Linked DNA regions of Homo sapiens: regions 2 and 3 are each linked to region 1. Evidence: chromatin loops called from intact Hi-C (ENCODE). Cell type or tissue: mammary epithelial cell. All regions are shown on one strand.

Evidence for each region. Hi-C counts contacts between places; a loop is a spot of excess contacts. Peaks named below come from ENCODE experiments on the same cell type or tissue, not always from the same donor. Only the 100,000 strongest peaks of a DNase experiment are listed, where the experiment ranks them.
Region 2: a loop joins it to region 1, with 8 times the contacts of the local background. A loop is called at or near these places in 4 of 110 quality-filtered maps.
Region 3: it touches region 1 in a loop (17-fold over the local background); 19 of 110 quality-filtered maps call a loop at or near these places.

The regions. Positions count from the first base shown.
Region 1 is chr4:112,520,331-112,528,330 of GRCh38, forward strand. NEUROG2-AS1 (NEUROG2 and ZGRF1 antisense RNA 1) reads left to right here. Exons shown (of 4, transcript NR_161159.1): 2 at 4,849-4,979. Among named protein-coding and RNA genes, the nearest start is that of NEUROG2, 8.2 kb to the left of the region's middle. RefSeq lists enhancers at 904-2,044, 993-1,692 and silencers at 2,844-2,963, 3,614-3,833. In mammary epithelial cell, CTCF peaks have their summits at 2,864 (motif pointing right) and 3,658; a DNase peak (open chromatin) is centred at 3,641; H3K4me3 peaks cover 1,376 bases; H3K27me3 peaks cover 940 bases.
Region 2 is chr4:112,273,889-112,281,888 of GRCh38, forward strand. TIFA (TRAF interacting protein with forkhead associated domain) reads right to left here. Exons shown (of 2, transcript NM_052864.3): 2 at 649-4,546. The coding sequence starts at 4,528. The coding sequence ends at 3,974. Among named protein-coding and RNA genes, the nearest start is that of TIFA, 8.0 kb to the right of the region's middle. RefSeq lists an enhancer at 5,641-5,870. In mammary epithelial cell, no CTCF peak of the experiment used is centred here; DNase peaks (open chromatin) are centred at 3,523 and 4,043; H3K4me3 peaks cover 624 bases; H3K27ac peaks cover 2,869 bases.
Region 3 is chr4:112,211,660-112,219,659 of GRCh38, forward strand. No RefSeq gene overlaps it. Among named protein-coding and RNA genes, the nearest start is that of AP1AR, 16 kb to the right of the region's middle. RefSeq lists a silencer at 1,574-1,868. In mammary epithelial cell, a CTCF peak has its summit at 3,228 (motif pointing right); a DNase peak (open chromatin) is centred at 2,342; H3K27ac peaks cover 810 bases.

The DNA.
Region 1 (8,000 bases):
AAGTTTAGGGTAGGTGTTGCTGTGGAGCCATAGGCTACATTCCCTCCACACTTCGACCTCACAAGTTGCGAAAGAGGACAAATGGTCGCCGCGCTAGTCCCTTGCTGTTGCAGGTGACTGTCGGGGGCGCGAAAGAGGGCGCCCTTCCCTGAGAGGACAAAAGCCAAGGTTTGGCTATCCAGCGAGCCTGTCCCCCAATTCACAGTAAACCACCGTCGGCCAAAGGAGATGGCGTGTCTACTCTCTGCTAAAATAACAAGATGAAGTACCTGACAAGGGGGCTTTGTAACCCAAATCCTAATCCTCCGAGTGAGTTCTCAGAAAGATGGAAAGATGGCGGGAAAAAGTTGGTAAATCCTAAACATCTTTTACATCAACGGTCTCTAGTTCTTCGCTGCAGGCTAGAAACGCAGCTTCCAGAGCAGGAGAGCCTGGTATGGAAACAATTAGCTTTCTCCGCAGAGCACCCCTTGCAACGCTAGGATTCGTTATTGATAGTGGTGAGCGCTGGGAATGAGTGTGAATTCGGAGTTTCTGACGGTCCCCTATCCGGGAGCCAAGGAAGCCAAGGAGAAAACAATGTAAATTCGCCCCGATCCCCAGTTACTGCATCCCACATGGTATTCTCGGTCTCCCCCACGTTTTCCCCTTGAATCCTGTCCGGGGAGGATTCGGCTTGAACCTAGCCCTGGAGAGGTCCCGGCCAGGTCACTGAACTGCGCTTCACTGCGCCAGCCCCTCCCCTTCAGTATTTTCATCGCGTCCGAGGAATCGGCATCCACCACAGCAGACAGAAGGCAGGGAAGATCATCCCCCAGGCCCCAAGCCCCACTCTAGAGACCCTGGCCCCAAGCCCGCACGACGTGCTCTGGTGCCTCCAAGCCAAACATTCCGGGATTCGGCTTGACACACAAGGTCAGTCAGCTTGCTAGCGCGGAATCGGCCCCGCAGGTGCTAGGAGGCTCACTTCCTTCTTCGCAGACGCTATACCCTATCCCCACCTGCTCTGGGGAAGGCAAAGCTCCGCAGACTTCTTATCCCTGAGGCAACCCGCTACCCAAATGTCCCTCTTCTTTCCCACGAAGGAAAGAAATTACCGTAGGAGATTTTGCCAATCCATGCCAGCTTTCTGATTGTTTTCTTCAGGTAAGGGGAAAAGAACAGCCAGCGCGTGAATGGAGAGCTGAGGGCCCACTAGGGAGAGAACCTCTTCCCCACCCTTCGGTGCCTGCAAAAAGGGACATTGGCTATCCAGGGGAAAGTGCAAGAAAGAGAGCACTAATCGCTGAACCAGGAGACAAACACGATTACCAGCTCCGAGCCTTGAGTCAGAAAGTCTCATAGACTTTAAGATGTTAATCCCCAGCATAATCCTTCCTTTGGCGTGTAGGAATAGTGCAGCCACAAGAGTTGTTTTGTTATTTATATTGGCGTTTAATAAAACTCAGCCAGTGGTGAATGGGCTGCCCACTCTCCAATGGTAATTAATTCCCTATTTCAGTGACCCAATTGTCCTGGGACAGAGCGGTGGGCCCGTCCCAGTGCCCCGATCCCCCTTTGTGCGGATACACTGCCCTCGTGCTTCAACAGCTATGGAAACTCATTCTTTTGATGTCATTCAAGGAGTTTTCCTTGGGCATCTTCTAAACTTCAAGGACCCTTTTCTTTCTGCGTTTCATGAAAAGCAGTGCGAGCTTGACCACCTCTGTAGAATTTAATGATTTGGTGAAAGGGCCCTTTGGGATTTGTGTAAGGAGTTAGACAGAGAGAAAGGAAATTTGGCAGCCTGCTCCCTCGCAGGGACCGTCCCTAACCTGGAAAACACAGAACTTTGAGAAATGGATAAAGATCTTGAAAGCTGATTTTCCCTCTCCTTTCCCCACTAAGGAAAAAAAAATACCCAAAACAAACAAAACAAAACTTAATTCTCTTCTGGAAATAAATGTATCGTTTATTGTTGCTGATACAAATTAAAAGGGTGATGTTGAGGTAAATAAGTTCGAATCTTTAGCAGAGACTCTTCCTTAATCTGTACCTTTTGGGAAAAGGATATCAGTTTATTACTTTAATTGATTCATTGAATCATTTCTCCTTCCTACATTCAAACTACACTTAATGAACACCCAGTGTATGTCAAACACTGTACTAGGCCCAGGAAACACCGACGCACAAGACGCACATTCCTACCCCCACAGAGCTTACATTCAAAAGGTATTAAAAATCGTTTTAGTGGTCGGGCACGCGGTGGCTCATGCCTGTAATCCCAGCGCGTTGGGAGGCCGAGATCGCTTGAGCTCAGGAGTTTGAGACCAGCCTAGGCAACAGGGCAAATCTGTGTCTCAAAAAAAAAAAAAAAAAAAAAAAATTAGCCAGGCTTGGTGGTACGTGCCTGTAATCCCAGCTACTCGGGAGGCTGAGGTGGGAGAATCACTTGAGCCCGGAAACGGGAGGTTGCAATGAGACGAGATCGCACCACTGCACTCCAGCCTGGGCAATAGAGTGAGACCGTGTCTACAGAAAAAAATTGTTTTATATATCAGAAAAGGATACGTGTATGTAACAATAAAACTGTGTAATGCAATAGTGTTGGGAGACGGGGGTATGGTTTATTTTCAGGGATCTAAAGATATACTTTAGAATCTAAAACATTGGGGGTTGACACTTATTGCTGATTTATCCATTCTTTCTTTCCCCCCGAAGTATTTCTCGAGCGCCTACCGAGTGCCAGGCGCCTAGCGAGGCGCAGCGTTAGCACCAGGCGCGAACCAGACAGCTGTGGCCTGCCTGGTAGAAACGACCCTGCGATAACGCAGTTGCTAGTACAGCTCTCGGCGGAGGAGCCAGGGCCGGGTCTCCAGGCCGGGAGGGGGCGGCCGCGGTGCGCCCGGGCAGCGCTCCCTGCGCAAGTAGTTCTTCTATGTCTTTACACGCACTTCCAAAAAAACTTCGCAAGTCACAGAAACAATTCAGAATTCAACTAAGAAAATACAGAGTGAACCATATGGCCTGGGTGGCTCGAGTCGGCTGCATTTTCCTCCAGACAAAGAAGGGATTGAGGGTTGAAGGAAAGGAGAAAAAAAACCAACTTTCCGGCTGATGAAGCTGTTGTCTGGAGGCAATGATCCCAAATCTGAAGGCTTTATTCCGGCTCCGACGGAGACGTGATATGTCATATGATTAGCATCTTTCATATTTACAAGAGTGGTATGGGCTGCCAATCTTGAGAGAAAGGCGAGAGAAAGAAGGGGGCATATGCTGAAATGGATTTAGCATTTGAAAGAGAGAAAGGAGATCGGATAAATACACTTAAACGAGGATTTAGTTTTACTCCTGTTGAGTTCTAATAGATTGTTGATTGAGATTTTAGGGGCCTGGAACCGAGGTGTCAGCAGTAATTTAAAGAAGGTATTCAGTCCGCCAGCGTCTCTTTTCTCCGTTTCCCCCTTCCACCCCTCCCACCCCTCCCTCATTTACGCCTTCAAGCAGTATGGGGGCGGAGAAGACTTTTAAAACAAAACACAAAACAAGATCTTTTGCGAGAGCGGTGTCCGAGGGAGCCGGAGCGCTGACAGGTGTGCAGGAGGCGCCCCCTACAGCCTGCTGCCCCTCTCGGGGTTACACTCCCTTCCTGCCGCACCTGAGCGTTTTCAGGACGCGCTCTGGTCCTGGAGGGCCGGGCCCGCCCGAGGGCAGCCGATTCACGGCGGGCGCGCTGCGAAGTCGGGGCGCCCCCTGGTGGGGCACGGAGGTCGAGGGGGTATCCTGAGAGCACCGCGGGGCTTCGGGGCCGCGGGGGAGCTCCCAAGACAGCCGGCCACCGGGGGACAGTGGATTTGGGGTCTCCTCGAGGTCGGTCCGGGGACGCCCTCTGGGAAGCTTCACCTGCGGCTCAGGTTACAAACGCACAGTGCCCAGCCACGTCCTCACCTGCAGTTTCAAAAGCCGAAAGAAACAAACACAAAACACCTCCCCTAGGGTTCTGATAGTTGCCAAGTTTAAGAACAACCGGATTTAAGCCCCACGGGTTTCGTTTTCTTTTGTTTTGAGGATTTAGCAAATCAGCTAGAAGTGACGCCAAGACCCAATAGGCTGGGGAAAAGGACTTGGTCTCCAGGCTCAAAAGGACTCAGATGCACTGAGTGGGTACAGACTTTGTGTATTATATCATGTCTGTACAGATGTTTTCTTTACGCACCCAGAGCCACGTTCAGATTCATTCTCCAGACTGCTTGTCGTTCCCCCAGTACATTTTAATTATCATCCGAATTGGTATTTGATGTTCATTTTTAGCTAGATGTCCCGAGTGTAAAACGTTGGGCGGGGACAGAGAGGCGTTCAGCATCATTTGCCTTAGGCCTTAGTTCATGGGTCCAGACACCCAAACTTCTATTTCCGCTCGCCATTTTCATCTGTTTCCCACTTGACTTTACTTGTCCTTAACTTCGTCAACAAATTACTGTGCTTTCCCAAGGATCTAAGGTAACTTAAGGACTTACCATTTTACCACTTTACCTGTTAATTGGAACGAATTTAAGTTGCCCACATTTATCAACAGTAGAGACTAATAATACATTATACAATAGTTTACTACAAAATTTTGGTAGTAAATGTATTTACATATAATTGCTACAATAACAAAATGTCATGCAGACATTAAAATTATATTTCTGATGGATATTTAATTTTTTAATCTCATAATGTTTAGTATGACCCCAGTTTATAGATATTTGTATCTAAATGATTGGACAGACATATAAGCTCATACATCCTAGAGTGAAAAATATATTCATAGTGGTTTTTTTTCCATTGAGTAGTGGTAAGTTAAGTTTTTATCTCTGTGTTTTCTAGGTAAATACTGGAACATTCATAATCAGAAGTTGTTATTTTTTAAAATGCCAGCCTTCTGGAGAATGCCTTTTCTTTTGTAGTCTCTGTCAAACATTGGAAGGAAATTTCAGTTCAGAGATGTCTGAAGTGGGGTAAGTTATATCGTAGAACTCATCCACAGTTAAAATTAAGGCCCCAGGAGTTGAGCCATTTGCACTGACATGGGATACTGTAATTTTAAGACAAACGTTTAAAACTCATTCTTGAACTATCAATGGAAACACTGTTGTAGAGAAGAGGAACATACATTGCAATTTCAGTATTCTTGTTAAATCAAAATTCCTGGGGCTGGACAGAGAAAGGAAAGCTCCTCAATGCTGGATCACATAACTTTTCAGAGAGATGAGACCTCATCATAGGGTTCTGGTGGATTTCTAAAGAAATACTTGATTTTTTTTGTTTGTTTGTTTTTGTTTTTTGAGACAGGGTCTTGCTCTGTCACCCAGGCTGGAGTGCAGTGGCATCATCCCACTCAATGCAACTTCCTCCTTCCAGGTTCAAGCGATTCTCCCACCTCAGCCTCCAGAGTAGCTGTAACTACAGACAGCACCACCACACCCTGCTAATTTTTGTATTTTTAGTAGAGACGGGGTTTCACCATGTTGTCCAGGCTGGACTCGAACTCTTGGGCTCAAGTGATCTGTCTGCTTCAGCTTCCCAAAGTGCTGGGATTACAGGCATGATCCTCTGTGCCCAGCCAGATTAAAAAAAAAAAAAAAAAGTCTCAAAGTAATACATTCCTTTATTTAATAACACTTGCCAGCGGGAAATTCTTTGTGTCTAATCTTTCTTAAATGTGTTTCTTCTTGACCTGCCCTCAGCCATAATTAAAAACTTTCCTTTTTCATTTTGTGCTTGGAAATATAGCATCTATGGCTACTGTTTTAAAAATAATCAGGATTCAGAAAATACTTGATTCTGAGTTTTGCTTTCCTATGTTGTTAGGCTTTTGGCTTTCTCTGTGACAGAAGCCATCTTTATCCTGAAGGACACAACTGTGGGTTTCTATTTAACTGCATTTTTATAGCACCAGTCACCACGCTGAAACTATGTTGTATTATTGTTGGGTGCATGAGACAGCAGGACTGAGAATAAGAGAAAGGAAAGGATTTGCAAGAGGATAATGGCATTCTTCTCAGCAAATTCTCTTTTTCTCCAGGGTTTTTATTTTTGAGGATTTGAGGCTTCATTTTCTCTTGAAGGAAGAAAAAGATTAATCTCACAATACAATAATGTACAGAAAAATCAAGATACCTTTCTAAGGCTATATGGTAAAAGTCTACTAAGAAATTTTGTAAAAACAAAATAGACTAGAAATAAAAAATAAAACTCTATGTCAATATTAACCGAAACCCAAACCCTATTAATATCCTAAGTAGAAGACAGCTTTCACCTTGTTTTGTTTCTTTTTCAAATTTCCCAGCTGGGGAGATTCTAATATGCCACTAAAAGGTGGAGAAAATTATAATTTTATTATCTGCATGAATTTGGTGAGTTCTTTCTTTCTTTATTTGAGACAGGGTCTCGCTTCTGTCATACAGGCTGGAGTGCAATGGCATGATCACGGCTCACTCACTGCAGCCTCGACTTCCCTGGCTCAGGTGATCCTCTCACCTTAGCCTCTTGAGTAGCTGGGACTACAGGAGTGTGCCACCATGCCCAGCTAATTTTTGTATTTTTTGCAGAGACGGGGTCTTGCCATGCTGTCCAAGCTGGTCTCAAACTCGTGAGCTCAAGAGATCTGTCCACCTCAGCCTCCCAAAGTGTTGGGATTACAGGCATGAGCCATCACACCCGGCCTAGTCTTATTCTTATACTTCAAATAATTTGAGTTACATTGGATTTGAGACCAACAATATTCTCAGAAAACAAATGATCAGAGGTTTAAGGAAATTGTATTAGGTTTCAGCGTGTTGTTTCTTAAGATAAATTTCTGGCCACCCAAAAAGTCACATGGTATTTTGATTTCTTCTCTGAGTCTTCCTTTGGCTCTCAGTGTCTTATAAAATTGGCATCAAGAATGTTGTGTTTCCAGCTGGGCATAGTGGCTCATGCCTACAATCTTAGCACTTTGGGAGGCAGAAGCAGGAAGATTAATTGAATCCAAGAGTTCCTGGATGCACTGAACCAGATGGTGCAACTGCACTATGGCCTGAGCAACACAGAGGGACTGTTTCTGAAAAAGGAGTAGTGCCTCATTGAAATAAAAGCCTTTTCCGGCCGGGTGCAGTGGCTCACACCTGTAATCCCAGCACTTTGGGAGGCTGAGGCAGGTGGATCACTTGAGGTCAGGAGTTTGAGACCTGCCTGGCCAACATGGTGAAACCCCATCTCTACTGAAAATACAAAAATTAGCTGGACGTAGTGGCTCTTGCCTGTAATCCCAGCTACTCGGGGGGCTGAGGCAGGAGGATCTCTTGAACCTGGAAGGTGGCCAGGTTGCAGTGAGCCAAGATCATGCCACTGCACTCCAGCTGGGTGGCAGAGTGAGACTCCATCTCAAAAATAAATTAAAAGCCTTTTCCTTCCCTCTCATCCCAAAAATTCAAAGTGCTTTTTTCTCCCTAATAAAATAGAGGTGAAATAAACCACATAGAATTTTTAAAGTAATAATAAGAAACATATGGATACAGCCTCCTAAGAATTCAGTAGTAATCTCTTGGTTCCAAGTATTTGGCCAAGAAAGAATATCTAGATAGTTATTTCAGTCACAACTTGCTGGCATTGGAATTTCTCTTTAATTTGATATTTAAGAAGATACGTATCTGCAGAACACAAAGTGATTTTTCTTTACTCGCCCAGGTAATTTAATCAGTGTGGAGAACCAAGTTAAAAGTTAGGTCAAGATAGCATTCATAGAGATGAAGACCATCACTTTTTCCTCCTCCTCCTTATTGGACAGTGTATAGTCTATGGCTATGGCAAGGCTGTGTCAGTGCTCTTGACAAGAGTGTTCTTGACAAAGTTATCCTCTAAAGGAATGATTTCTTTTGCAGTTTTTTCTCTACTTAGTCTTTCTCCATATTTTTAGGTTGCATTGGGTGACCAAAGGATTCAGTGTTTTTCTGGAGCACTTTTTTAGATGTTTATTTGCAGCTTATACCTTTTGAAAA
Region 2 (8,000 bases), 250 kb before region 1:
AAAAAAAAAAAGAATGTGTCTAACCTAACTTTGAAGGATTAAAAAACTTTCAAGATGCCGAAAGTGATATTATTATAAAAAGGTACTGTGAACTAAGGGGAAATTTCATTGTCACACCTTATTGTGACTGTCTAATCTCAGAAGTTTTCTGTTTTAAAATGTCACTGTTGAATTAGCTCAGTTGATTGTTCATAGTCAGTTACAGATTGAATTTCTTGTTCTACTCTTTTCCCCCCTTCTGACTACTGCACTTGAGTAGTCTAAAAAAAAAAAAAAAAGTCACTGTCTTGATTTGGGCCTTCAAGCAGTTATTTTACTGTTGCCACTAAGCAGGGCCAAACTGGTTCATCTCTAGTCCCTTGGTAGCCTTCCATCAGCAACAAAATTATGAAACCAGCAACAGAGCTGAACCTAATGCCATCCCAGTTTCTTCACCAGTGCTCCCAGCCCTAAGTTCATTGCTTAAGAGGTAAAGGACAAATAAGTATTTTCATGTAGGTTGAATAGGTTGGATCTGAGGACAACCCATACCAACTAGAAACCTATTAAATTCCACCCACTTGTCGTAGGGCTCATCTTGGTCACCACCTGAAATGGAGACTGATAGTTTCAATCATGGTCCACTTAGTAAAATAATAACAAAGCCTGTTATCTTAATAATATAAGTAATTAATTAAACAAGTGTTAGAGAATTGGAAACATAAAAAGAGCCAGGAGGTAACATAAAACCATCCACCACATATACACACACACAAAGTTAACAGTAGTTCTCTTCTGGTAGTAAGATTATGGCTAATTTTTCTACAAGGCATATATATTTATTTACACATATAAATTTTTTTTTAATGTAAAGCTTAAGTGAACACATACCTGATCCCACCTCCATTAAAACAAATACCACCACTTATGTTAGAGTCTAACAGTAATACTTACTTTTAAGTCAGTTACTGCATTAGATAGTAGGAACAGAATTCTCTAGAAAATGGTTATATGGCCTATGAGATTTAACCACTGGAGTTGCAGGTTCAAGAAGAGACTGCCAAGGATTCTAACACTGGCACCATTAATACACCTCTCTACCTAAGGAGCCCCAGAAAAATCACTTTCCAGGGACAAAGAAGTCCTTAAAGTGTATATGGAAGGTTTCACATCTTAGCTTCAGTACCTTGTATCAAACACCAATATTTTTGTTTGCCCCACCCCCACCCCTGTGACCATTTTTTTGAGAAAATGCTGTATCTATCCACATGATCACTGACCAGAGCAGCCATTATATAATGTGACTGCGTTACCTGAGACAAGTTGATTGGTGAAGGGGTGGGCACCTGACCCAAGCTGACCCGTCCCTGGAACTGAAATCAAGAGATCAGGTCTCTTTGGGGGATCAATAACGTGTAAAACTTGGGAGCTACAGGTGGCCATGGAGCCAATATGCATTGAGGGTCAGAGCCAGAGCATTCGAATCTCACCTGAGGTCTGCTGCATTCCTTCCTCGGTTCTATGAAATATGGTAGCTTTCCTCTAACAACCCCGCTTTGGGGTTGGGTAGCTCAGGCAGAGATGCTAACTTTGTAATCAAAACAATTCTAATACTAACCAATTGCTCTTTCATTATTAAAGCGTTCATTATTATTTACTACCGGAGTTGGGCTATGGAAAGTGTTTCTATTCTTTGGAGAACAATATAAACTTTTAGCAACCCACTCTCTCCTTTGCCAATCTTTGAAGAAAAGAAAATAGAATAAAAAATTTAATATTTCTCAAGTTGAACAAAACCCTTTCCAAGATTTACATTAGGAGAAATCATTATTCTGTACAAGATTTTTCTGGCCCTAAATATTACTTAACACATTGTTTGGATTCAATAACAATAATACATGAATCCCTTAATATTAAATTTATAACTTAGAAACACATTCATCAGCCTCAAAGACAAGAAACAGAGGTGAAAGTCTTCCAAAATAGTCAAAATGTGACAGTATACACACATTAAAGTATATACACTTCACTCATAGAACGCCTTTACCATGAGACTACACACTGTAAGCAATTCAAGCCGGGTGATCTGGCTGTAAACCCACATCAGACCAGAAGCTAAAATCCTAGAAAGAATCAATAGTAGATAACCTTATATTAAAGGGAGTATATTAGTTTTCTATCTGCTGCTATAACAAATTACTGTGATTTAGTGGCTTACGACCAACACAAATTTATCATCATAAAGTTTTGTAGGTTAACAAGTCAAACATATTCTCACTGGACCAAAATCAAGGTGTCCACAAGACTTTGTTCCTTTCTGGATATTTCTTTGTCTTTTCTGGCTTCCAGATGTCCAATGCACACTTTCCAGCTTCAAGAGACTGTCCACATTCCTTGGCTCATGACCTCCCCTTCCTCCCAGCAACAGCAAGTCAAGTCTGTCTCACACCTCATCACGCTGACATCCTGATCTGCCTCTCTTCCACTTTTACGGATCCGGTGATCAATTGGGCACACCCAGATAATCCAGCATAATCTATTTTACTTCCATCTGCAGCCTTCATTCCCCTTTGCCACATAACAACACAGTTACAAGTTCTGGAGACTAGCACATGGACATCTGGACATCTTTGGATGGGCCATTACTCTGGGCATCACAGGGAATAAACAGGAAAACCAGACACAGGAACTCCAACAGTCATTCAGGCCACTTTGTACAGGGACAAATATTTCACTCTACTGGAATAGTCCCAGGGCTGGGGAGTCGGGGTTAGGGTGCTGGACATCACATACTACTGCCCAGGAATAGACTGACAGTCTGAATCAAGATGAGGTTTAAAGCCTCTTTTGGTAAGAGGCTGGAGGGTTCCCAAAAGCATTTTTAAAAGGCTGTTACAAAAATACGGACCTCTTACTACAGGAAATTTCATTTACCTGGAAAATTGTACAGTGAGCCTCACTACCTGGCAATGCTACAATTTAACTTAACTGAATGGTTACCTCATCTACTTAACATTCATAGCTACCTTAGTTAAGATAAGTCGAATAAGTATCTTAAATAAATAAATTTTTATTTAAGAACTGAAAAAGACTTTTTTGAAGTTAATATTTTAGAAATATTTAAGCGTTTATCATAAACATTCACATACATTTATCTCTGTAAAGTGGCCCAAGAACAGTTATTTCCCTTATTTAGAAAAAAATTCAAAGAAAATGGCTAATTAAACTTTGATTTTATTATGTACATGGATACTATTAAAAAGGTGAATTCGTGAAATTTTAAGATTGTGTATAACACATAAAAGTCAAACTTCTAATTTGGTAAGTAAATAATCCTAAACTTAACACAGTGGTTCTTTAAAATGTTTAAATATTTGTCTTAGATGCTGAATATAGACAAAGAGAACTGTCATCTTAGGAGTAAACACACTATAACTCTGTAAAAAGAAATCATAGAAAAGTAAGGTAGTATTTCTCAAATAAGTCCTCCCATGCTAAAACCACAGTGACGCGCAGACACTAGCCTAGAACCTATTCCAGTACTGCAAGTACTGACAGGCTGCAAACACCAGTAACAACCTGCCTGGAGCCTTGACCTTGAAAACAAATGGCTGTTGTGAACTGATGTGACCAAACCAAGAGATGGTTCCTTACAAAAACAAAGCAAAACACAAGATGAAAATCAAGCAGAAAAAGAAAATAATATAACCTTATTTTGAGAACACGACTTCATCTCAAAGGATACTTTTTGTATATTAATCCTCACAGATTAATAAGAGCAGTTAAAATAATTTTGTGTAGATCCAGAATACAACAGGTGACTAAGTTAATGACTAACACAATTTACAGACTTCAAAATGATAATACTGAATTCCAAATTTCACAGCATAACAGATGACTATAATATACTACCCTAATCAACTCTTATTTAGTGTCTATACAGCATCTACAGAGCTCTTCATCCATCATATTTCTCCTCTTAGACTTTCTGTGTTCATGACTCATTTTCATCCATTTCTGTCGGAGAACTGCTTTGGGAGGAGCAGAGCGAATAAGTGCCATACTCCGGTATGGGCCTGTGTGGTGGCCAGTTGTTTTCTTGCAAGAGTGATCTTGGAGATAAAATAAATTGAGTCTCAAAAAATTCCAATGACTCGCCATCTTCCTTCTCCATCAGAAACTGATACTCTCCGAATCTGACCATGCACCTGTATGGCAGGTCCATTTTATTTAGGTAGCCCAGCTCTCTGCTGTCCACGATCAGATTGGTCTTTTTACTCATATTTTTTATTTCAAAGGAGAGAACTGAGCTGTTGAATTTTTTAAACAGCTGCAGAGAAAACTGAACTCGGGAAACCTGTTTGTCCTGAAAAGTATAATGACAGATGTTGGAATTTCGGCCAAATTTCACCACTTCGCTGGAAGGGAGTTTCTCTCTGTTAAAACTTATTGACTGAAATATTCCACACTGCAACTGGCCAGGATGGTAAACCGTCATCTGGAGACAAGTTACTGTCTCTTCTGTGTCAGCATCTTCAAAACTGGTCATGATGTGCACAAGGCCCACCTGCAATAATTAAATTACCATGTTAGTTTCTGCTTATGCTTGAGGCATTGAGAACTTTGATTCTAACGTTTTGATGAACATCATCTGATAGGCAATTTATCTGGACTTTAAGAAAACAGTACATAGACAATACTTTCAGTGAACTAGTAGATATGTGAAATCTTATACCAAGCCCTATAAAATTGCTACACTAGCTTCTCCTATCTTTTTCATTTCTAGTTTGACTATAACACCATACATAAAATGCAGACAATAACAAAGAATGATTTTTGATAATAAAATGATTTGAGGGAAGCATAAAGAAACCTCAGTTCCTCTTTCACCTAAATAGAGTGACTTGAGCCCAGAGAAAATATGACAGGTGTACTTTAAAAAGAAAATTAGGAAATAAAAAATCTCTTTGGTTTGAATACCTTCAGAGGATATATACATAAAGCAAACATAGTTTATTAACTGGATTATAATTAAATATATTATGAATTGTGAAACCTGGTTAAAGAAAAAAACTTAATAGTTATAAACAAACAATTGTAACATTTATCCTTTATATCCTCACTTTGATTTCTAACAGGTAAATGATTAAAAATAGTAAATGCTTTAAATGGTTATTTTATTCTATAATTTCAAATTTTAGACATTACTTTTAAGAATATAAGTCTCCATGAGTTGGTTCTAATTATCACAGCCTGCACTGGTATCAGAATTATTTATTTTTGTCAGTGGTACTCAATGACTGGATGGACAAACTGTCATTAACTACAAATAGCACAGTCCAACTGTTGTTAACCACATCCCTTGAGAGCCGATGGCCCGAGGTGCCCTCCACCTACACTTCACTTCATATATCTTTGGTAATTAGTACAGTACTTAAAAGCAGTATAACAGGACAGGAGAAATAGCTACTAAAATTTTTGTGAAGTTACTTCAACAGAGAATTGCCATTTTAAAACTAATTTTTTAAAAGTACATGTACATGATTTTAAAATTCAAACACTAACAAAGGATTTAAAAAAAAGAGTATTTCTCCCCCACCTGAACTCTTTGTCTTTCTCTCCTAGAGTACAACCACTGTAAAAGCTACTTTTATCCTTAGAGAAATTTTGTTTACATAACCAGCATAACTATATGTGTGCACTCTCACACACACAAACACACATACGAGCACATTTCTCCACAGAGAAAAAAATTTCTTACACAAATAGAAACATGCTATATTTAGTTCTGAACCTTTCTTTGTTCCTCTTTTTTTTTTTTTGAGACAGGTCTCTGTCGCCCAGGCTGGAGTGCAATGGCGCAATCTCAGCTCACTGCAAACTCCACCTCCCGGGTTCAAGCAATTCTCCTGCCTCAACCTCCTGAGTAGCCGGGATTACAGAAACGCACCACCACACCCGGCTAATTTTTGTATTTTTAGTAGAGACGGAGTTTTGCCATGTTAGCCAAGCTGCTCTCAAAACTCCTGAGCTCAGGTGATTCACCCGCCTCGCCCTCCCAAAAGTGCTGGGATTACAGGCGTGAGCCACTATGCCTGACCAATTTTTCAATTAATAATACATATGGGTGATAATTTTCCCATATCTACACTTACAAATATACCTCATTCTTTAACAGCTGCACAGAATTCTGTAACTGTAGCACGGCGAGAAGTTACACCAGTACCCAGAGAGATGCTGAGTGCCGCCTGCATTCCTTGGATGACTCTCCCTTGCTGCAGCTACCGGACACTGTCTGCTTATACTGATTTGGGGTTTGGAGATAATCAGTCTTAAGTGAGATTGATTTGTAGTTTTATTGTTTTTTGTTTGCCATCTATATTAGATGTTGGCATCAAAATTATGCTGGTTTGAAATATAAAAAACAAAAACCAGAAAGAATATTTTCTTTCCCTTTCTATCTTGCTGGCATTTCCTTTTTTTTTTTTTTTTTTTTTTTTGGAGACAGCGTCTTGCTGTCACTGGAGTGCAGTGTGCAGTGGCGTGATCTTGGCTCACTGCAACCTCTGCCTCCCAGGTTCAAGCAATTCTCCTGTCTCAGCCTCCCGAGTAGGTGGGACTACAAGTGTGCGCCACCACTCCCAGCTAATTTTTCATATTTTAGTAGAGACAGGGTTTTACCATGATGCCCAGGCTGCTCTCAAACTCCTGAGCTTAGGCAATCCACCCACCCTCGGTCTCTCAAAGTGCTAGGATTACAGGCATGAGCCACCGTTCCCAGCCCTGCTATTTACTTTTAAAATATAATCTTTCCTTCTGTTTTACAAAGTTTTGCTGCTGGGAATCAAACTCTCAATTTATTCAATTATCCAACAAATGACATAGCTAAGCAATATTTCTTTTCTATTGATTTGAAAATGCATCTTCAATTTTATTTTCATAATATATTTTTGAACATTATTGCATCATATTGCTCTACCCAAGCAGGCCACAGATGTCCAGCTATAAGCAGAAAAACTGAGAAAAATCCTCAAAATCCTGTGCTAGGGGTGGTAAAACTTACTATGAAGCCAAAGTCAGCAAGAATTAACACACAATGGGTAAAACTGGTTAATCCATATTACACTGTGATTTGAAGACACTATAATTATGATAATAAAGTCTCATTATTCAGGAAGCAGACAGCATAAAAGAATAATTATAAGTCATGGGATGATGCATTAGCAGTCGACAAGAAAAGCATTTGCTATTAACAAGAGCCTGAAAAGAAGTGTCAGAAATCTGTAAGTGATCTCCAGCTTTATTTACAATATGCTGCCATCAATTTAGTTCATTCTTGGACTTCAGGCGATAAGAATTCCAAAAGGAGAACTGTATTAAAAACCATGGTGTATTCTGGATCTAAATAGTCTTTTGGTAACATCCAAATTTTGTTTTTGTATGCTTTATATAAGCTATTACTTTATAATTCAGTCTTCTGAGCAAATCAACCACAAGAAAAGCTTACCCCATATAGGTTCTTATACTCAGTCCCCAGGACAGATATATTATCCACTGTTAGAGAGAAAAAATGGCATTCTGGTTTATACATCAGTGGCTATGAGTGTCTTGGGGCAGATCAATTGTCTGGGTTTGATGAATCTCTGGGTTCACAATTGTGACTCCATCCAACAAACACTGAGGCAGACTGCTTTAGTGTCAAATATTTGCTACCCCATCCTTGCAGGCCTGTCCCTACCAGTTCTGCCCCTTTAAAATGATGATCCACTTCATTAACAACCATGTCAATGAAACATGAATGGCAGTGACTTACTTCCAAGCAGAAACTTAAAAGCCACTGTGTAGTTCCACCTTCCCTCTTTCTTTTGTCAAAACATCAGCAGTTCCCACAAGGAGCAGCTCAGTCTGGGTCCCAGAGGGAAGAGCCGAAGACAGATACATAAAGGACAGTTAATATTAGCAAAAAAACCAACCCTTCTTCCAATAAGCCACTGAGATTTTTTAGGTCATTTGTTACTGCA
Region 3 (8,000 bases), 310 kb before region 1:
ATGGGAATCCTTTTTTAATGTTGGGCATATACAGCAGTTATTAAATTTCTATGTTTTATTGGTAGATTTCAATGAAAACATCTAAATTCTCTGGGGTTTTCTCTGTAATTATTTGGTTGTTAATATAGTATAATAAGAGGACAATAAAATCACTGAATGGGGCTGAACCCCTCATTTCTCTTTTCTTCCCCTACACACATGGCATATTCATGTAATTTCATTTTAAGGTGTTAATTAAGGCTGGCATGGTGGCTCACGCCTATAATCCCAGCACTTTGGGAGGTTGAGGCGGGAGGATCGCTTGAGTGCAGGAGTTCAAGATCAGCCTGGGCAAAATAGTGAGAGCCCTACAACAAATAAAAAATGTAAATTAGCCAGGCATGGTGGCAAAAGTCTGTGGTCCCAGCTACCTGGGAGGCTGAAGTCGGAGGATCACTTGAGCCTGGGAGGTTGAGGCTGCAGTGAGCCATAATTGTACCACTGCACTCCAGCCTGGATAACAGAGCAAGACCCTGTATCGAAACAAAGAAAAAAGTTGTTAATTAAAATATTTTTGTTTAGCATTCAATAGGAAATTGTTGCTGAAACACCAGGTATTCTGTCTAGGTCCTGCTGCTCACAGCTCATAAAGCCAATCACTGAGACAACAATTATTGCCAAGGAAGAAGGCTTTAACCAGGTGCTACAGCTGAGGAGATGGGAGATCAATCTCAAATCCATCTCTGACTAACTAAAATTAGGCGTTTATATAGCAGGAAAGAAATGTAACAATGTATAAGAAAACAGCAACTAGGGAGGGGTAAGGAAGTGATCATAATGAATGAAGGGACTGCCATCTCATTGTCTGGATGCAGTGATCTTGTGAGTTTCAGTTCTTTGACACATTTTTTAAGAGGACTTCTGGAGGAAGAAGCCCAGATAAAATAAATGTAAGTTTCAAGCTTTAAGACCAGAACAGTTAATTTCTATGTTTATGAAAAAAACAATCTATGGCAGCAGTCTCCAACATTTTTAGCACCAGGGACTGGTTTCGTGGAAGACAATTTTTCCACAGACAGTGAGGGCCATGGTTGTGGGATGAAACTGTTCCACCTCAGATCATCAGGCATTAGATTCTCATAAGAAGCATGCAACCTAGATCCCTGGCATCCACAGTTCACAATAGGGTTCACACTCCTAAGAGGATCTAATGCTGCTACTGATCTGACAGGGGATGGAGCTCAGGTGGTAATGCTCACTCGTAGCTCACCTCCTGCTTTGCAGCCCGGTTCCCAACAGGCCATGGATGGGGGCTGGGGACCCCTGGTCTATGGGACTATTGGGTCAGTTTCAAAATGTTTATGCCAATAAAATAGACTTTTCTTATAACCTTGAATTAGTTATCTGCTGCTACATAGCAAATTACCCCAAATCATAGTGACTAAAAATAAAAATTTTATTATCTCAGTTTCTGTGAATCTGGAATTTAAGAGCCACTTAGCTGGGTGGCTCTGGCTCAGGAGCTCTCATGAAGTTGCTAGAGCTGCAGGCATTCACAGCCTTGATTGAAACTGGAGGATCCATTTCTACAAAGGCTCACGTGCATGGCTATTGGCAGTAGGCCTCAGTTCCTCATTGCACATAGAGCTGTTTCATGTATCCTCCCAACTTGTCACCTGGCTCCCGCCCCACCCCCAGGCCAGTGATCTGAAAGAGAGAGCAAGGAGCAGGCCACAAAGCATTCTATGATCTCATCTTGGAAGCTGCACATTATCACTTCCACCATACTCAATTCATTAGAAGTGAGTCCCTAAGTGCAGCCCATACTCAGAGAGAGAGGAATCAGTCTCCACCTTTAGAAGGGAGGAATGGCAAAGAATTTGTGGATGTATTTTAAAATCTCTACAAATCCCTTTAAAATAAGTTGATTCGTATGAGTATACTTTATGCTTTAAAAATAAGCCTAATATATGTATTAATTTGCCTCTGAATCTTACTTTACTAATTTTGAAAGTTATATGATCGGATTGTAATTCTTTTGTTTCAAAATTTTTTCTCCATTTCATATATTATTACTCTCTGTGAGAAAAAGTCAAAGACTAACAAGAAAAGTACTGTGATAAAGATTACTAATTCTCATCACATATCCATGTGCTTGTGTATATTTCACTGCCTTCCTTTGGGGACTTATGACAATTTTTGGCCAATAAAATGTAAGTGGTAGTAATGAATGTCACATAAATGATAAAAGAGTTAAGAACTAAGTTGCCTTTTTTTATCCCTCTTTTTCCTTGCAATGGCAACCTTGAACAACACATGTTCTAGCTGGTACAGCTACAAGAAGAAAGAGGGTGTCCTAATAGTGGATTGTGTTGTGAATGAAAAGTAAATGTTTATTATTTTAAGCCACTAAAATGCGGAAATCAACTTTTTAGTCAGCATACCGTACCGAGGGGTGACTAACACATATTGCTTCATTTTAAATGTAGCAATACAAATGTAAAAGTACAGTTCTCTTAGGTCTTGAACAAATTTTTAATTGGAAATTAAGCTATTTCCACTTAAAAACAAGTAATAGAAACTAATACTAGAATATTTAAATCCAGTCAGTGCAGCCTCATGCAGGTAGCTGTGATCTAACTGTAGACCAAAAGAAAAATAGCCTTGAGTAAAAAAACAACTTTAAGAAAGAATTGATAGAGCTTTAATTTCAGAAAAACCCAGAGATTAAGAGAAATGATAAAAGAAGTTTATGACCTTATAGTGAATCCATTCTAAAGTGATACTTCTGAAAGCTGAATGTAAGACTTAAAAAAAACTATGAAAGCAAGAAAAAAAGAATCAAATAAGCATATTCCTAATGTTTGGAGGCTAAAATCTAAGATAATGTTTTATGTGTGACAAAGCCTAGGGCCATTAACATACTAAGTGTGAAAACTGAAACTAAAACTAAATCCCTAAATTAATCACTGTATTTTAGACATCTTGTCATATGTGTCTTTGGTGGAGTAGAAGGTAGACTGAATGAAGGAGGTGAGGAGAATGATGTTCTTCCAAAGAAAAAGTGAAAGAATTGGGAATTAAGAAAAGGAGAGGCAGGAAAGATTCATAAATTGGCAGGAGAAAGAGGGAGCAAGATTATTTTAAATAAAGAAAAATAAGTAGTGATAATGAATTCCATTCATTCAAAAAGAAAAAAAAGGCCCAGTGCATTTATTTCATTTTTTTACCTGCAGGTGGCAGCTCTTCCTAAATATGTCATGGAAATGTCCATGAGTATTTCTGCATTGTCTTCCTGTAGGCAATCCTCAGAACTGAATCCCAGCTCTCAAAATAAACACAAAAACAAACAAAACCACCAAAAAAACAAAAGACAAAAACTATATTGCCATTACTTCTCAGTATAGCACTAAAAAAGAAAATTCTTTAAACAGCTTTAATTCCCCCCCAAAAATGTAAAACAAATGCCTCCAGGGAGTATAATAGAAACAAAATAACAAGTATATGACTATTTCTTCCAATATAGTAATTGTCAGTTACTTCCTGAACTTCTTGGGGTTGTGTCTTGTTTTACTTTGTTTGTTTTGTAAGTTTTTAATTGTCTGAACACATTGGCCAAATTACAAAAGGCCAGAATTACACTAATTATATTAAAAAAATTAAATACACAGGAAGACCACTGTGTATTTTTTCAAGGATACATATATGTCCAAATAAGTATTAGGAGAGCATATTGTAAAGGCATATGTTACATGCATTAATTCTAGTGTCTGGAGGAGAGGGAATGGGATTAGAAATAGAAGATGAAAGGAGAAAAATAATGAAGTTGATTTAGAGTTATCCCAAGTATTTCATGGTTTTTGTTTCTTTTGTAAATAGTATTTTTAAATTTTCTATTTTAAACTGCTTACTGTTAGTACATAGATAAATATAATTGATTTTTGTATATTTACCTTATATCCTAAAATGTCGCTACATTCACTCTCACTGGCTTCTTTTCCTTTATGTAATCCCAGTGTTCCTCAGCTGCAGATCCACTGTTAGCATCTACCATGTATAAGGTGCACAGCACATGCCAAGCACTATGGCAGATACTTTATATATCTTCCCTTCACACCACATGGCCTCTCTTCCATTTCCACATATTCTCTTATTGACTTCATCTGCTGCTCTGCCCTGACTTCCAACTCTAGTGTCTGTAGGCCTCACCTTTACCCACAGTGTAGTTTCACATTTCCAGTAGATTTCTGGACTTTGTCGTATTGTTTCTCATTGACCCCTCAGACTTGATATGTCTGAAATGGAAAGCATACTATTGTGCCATTCCAGCTTCCATCTTATATTCTATCAGAAAATATGTGCTAAAAAGTTACCACAGAAAATATTGTAGTATATTTCAAGTCACTCTATACACTGAAAAAAAAATCCATATACCTCAAACCCTATAAATTTGTATGCTTTATGATGTGACATTCCTTACCTCTGTCATTTGACCATGCTAAAGGGAAAGAAAAAAGTTGTCACCTTTTGACAAAGCAGCTAAAGAATCATCACAAAATATAATAAGTACCCACAATAAGTTGAACACATAATTCCTAAAAATAATGAACTCCTCAGAATTTAGAGAGAAAGAGATTAATAAAAGTCACTTTCTGAGTTAACTTTTCAAATGGTACTGATAATATTAGCGTGTTCTCCAAATTCCATCAAAAAGACCATGCTGCTCCTTAATTTTATCAAAGAGAGTAAATATAATGATAACTTTAGGAATAGTTTATTATTTATATTTATTATTGTCTACAACAGTGCCATTCTACAATAACTGAAGAATAATGATAAATATGGGGTGTAAAATGTGAGAACCAAAGAGCAATGATTTGTCAATATTTATCTACTTTATCTATAGCAGAAGGTATTGTGATTAACCAATTCAGGCTCTCTGGTCAGACTAATTATGTCCCTATATTAAGAAGCTATCCTAGTTAAATGACAACTGTTCACAGCCTCAACTCAGCCCATTTGCTCTTCATACCTACCACACAACTCTTTGGTATACCAACAGGCCTTTCTTATTGGGAAAAATTGTGCTCAAAAGTCAACTCCTGGGAGACGGATAAATTGAATTCCTGTGCCTCTGAATCTAGCACACACCTGAACCTTTAACCAGAAGTGACTGATCTGTCTATGACACAGCTCCTCCCTACGGCTGAACAAGTGGAATCTAGTTTCTTGCTCCCCAACACACTTTATAGTCAGCTTTACTTATATAAGCTTTTGCTTGGTATGACCTAACGAAGTTTCCAATTTTTATTATAGGCCTGGAATTTCACTCTTCAAACAGTAAATTCATTTGCTTTAGCTTAAAATACTTGAATAGATTTTTTTTTTAAAAACTATACATGTCTTATCAAAATACTTGAAGGAATTTGGGAAGGGAAAAATCCATCATTTTGTTACTTTAATACAGCTATTATTATTTTTTGTTCTCCTTTCTGGCCAAATTGCCTTATAAAAAAATGACAACAGTTGACAACTCAGCAATGTGTGTACACAGTGGTAAACTTTTTCTGTAAAAGGGCAGATTGTAAATATTTTGGGCTTTGCAAGTCATACAGTTTCTAAAGCAACTTCTCAACTCTGCTCTTGTAGCACAGAAGCAGACATAGACATTAAGAAAATGAATAACCGTTGCTTTGGTCCAATATAATTATTTGGGAATGATAAAATTTTAATTTCATATAATTTTCACGCAGCACAAAACATTATTTTTCTTTTGTTTTTTCTTTTTTTCTCCAGCATTTGAAAGTGTAAAAACCAGTCTTAGCTTGTGTGCCATCCAAATGTGGACAGTAGGCTTGATACTCATGAACACAGAGTTGACCAGCCCTATTTAAAAATAGACCATTTCTCTAGTTTTGACCTATGTCCTGAGCTCTATAGACAAATTTTCAGCTTTTTCCTGTTTATCGTGATACGAATATTCCAACAGCATGTTAAACAAAAGACGTTTAAAACCTAACTCAGAACTTACCTGAAATTCCCTATTTCTGTTGATCCACAGCTGAAATTTAGAAATCATCTAGACAGGTTCAGCAACCCCTGTGAAGTTCTGTCCTGTTTCAAATATGTCTTCACTTTCAAATTCCCATACCCAGCATCTGAATTAATGCCTTCATTTTTCTCTTCTACATTGTTGCTATGGCACTGTAATTGGTTTCCCCTACTCCAATATATCCAACATACTGCTCTCAGAAAAGCCTCCTAAAGTGCTGCTCTAATTATGTCACTACACAATTTTACAACTTTCTCTAAATCTATTGCTTACAAAATGTAATGTAAGTTCTTCCAACTGGCAGTCAAGGCCATCCAAAACATTATCCCAAATATCTTTCTAGTCTTGCCTCCCACTAACTCTCATTCAATGATGTGTTTTGTTTGTTTAGAGACAGGCTCTTTCTCAGTTGCCCAGGCTGGAGTGCAATGGCATGATCATAGCTCACTATAGCCCTGAACTCCTGGTCTCAAGTGATTCTCCTGGTCTCAAGTGATTCTCCTGCTTTGGTCTCCCAAAGCACGGGATTACAGGCATAAGTCACTATGCCTGGCCCTCAACAAATGTGAATAGCACCTATTAGGCACTGTGCTGGATACTCAGGTACAAGATTGAGCAAAAACAACATGACTTCTGCCTTCGTGGAGTTTATAGTCTAGTTGTGGGTAAAGGCATGAGTCAAATAATCACATAAAAGATACAATAATAAAACTGGCATGCAACAATAACATGGAATAATCTTTTCAAAGAATTGAAATAATTTTAAATCTAGAATTTTACATAAAACTAAACTATTATATCGGTGTGTGACTGAACCAGAAACTCTCAGTCACACAAGGCATCAGAACATTCATCACATAAAGATCTTGTCTGAAACTATATTTGGAAAAAGTACTCCAACAACAAGAAAAATATTTCCAAAGGCTTTGAGCTCTACAGGAAATAAAATTTTGATAGGCTTTGTTGTGGTGATATTTTCACAAATGTATACATATTACTGAAACACCAGGGGTTTGGTCTAGGTCTTACTGCTCACTGCACAAAAGCCAATCACTGAGACAAGTGTTGCCAAGGAAGAAGGCTTTAATTGGGTGTTGCACCTGAGGAGATGGGGGCTCAGTCTCAAATCCATCTCCCTGAGTAACTAAAACCAGGGGTTTATATTAGCAGGGAAGAAATGTAACAATATGTAAGAAAACAACAACTAGGACGGGCCAATCATGGTGAGTGAGGGGGTCCTGCATCTGCTGCCGTGATCTGATGAGTTTCAGTTCTTTGGTGCCTTTTTGAGAGGCCTGAATGTTGTTTCCTGAGGAAAGAACTCAGATAAAACAAATATGAGTTTCAAGCTTTAAGAACAAAATGGTCAATTTCTATGTTTATCCAAAAGAACAGTCTATGGGACTATTGGTTCAGTTTCATACATATTTGAAAGCTTATAAAAGTGTCCACTTTAAATATGAGCAGCTTATTGTATGTCAATTATTCCCTAGTAAAATGTGTAAAAATCTGATAAAAATTTAAAAATATATATGTACAGCTTAAAGTAAAAGAATACAGTGAACACCTGTGTAGTCAATATCTAGGTTAAGAAAAGCAATTACATAAATCAATGTAAAATTATGACTGTGACTGGTGCTATGAGAAAAGGTGGGAAAGAGCCTAGAATAAAGGTTTTTGACTTCAGGAAGTTAGAGGAGCCTTCCCTGAAAAAGTGATGCCTGATCCTAAAACTGATAATTGACTCAAAATCTTAAAAGTCAACACTTAGATAGTAATGCTACCTGCCAGGTACTGTTTTACATGTTTTACACATAGTAACCCATTTAATCCTCACAACATTGCTTCATGTTGATTCCTTTATTATCCCCACTTTACAGATGAGGAAATTAAAGAACTGAATAGTTAAGTAGTTTGCCTGAGGTCACACAGCCAGTAAGTAGTGGTAGCATTCCCTGGGAAATGAGAC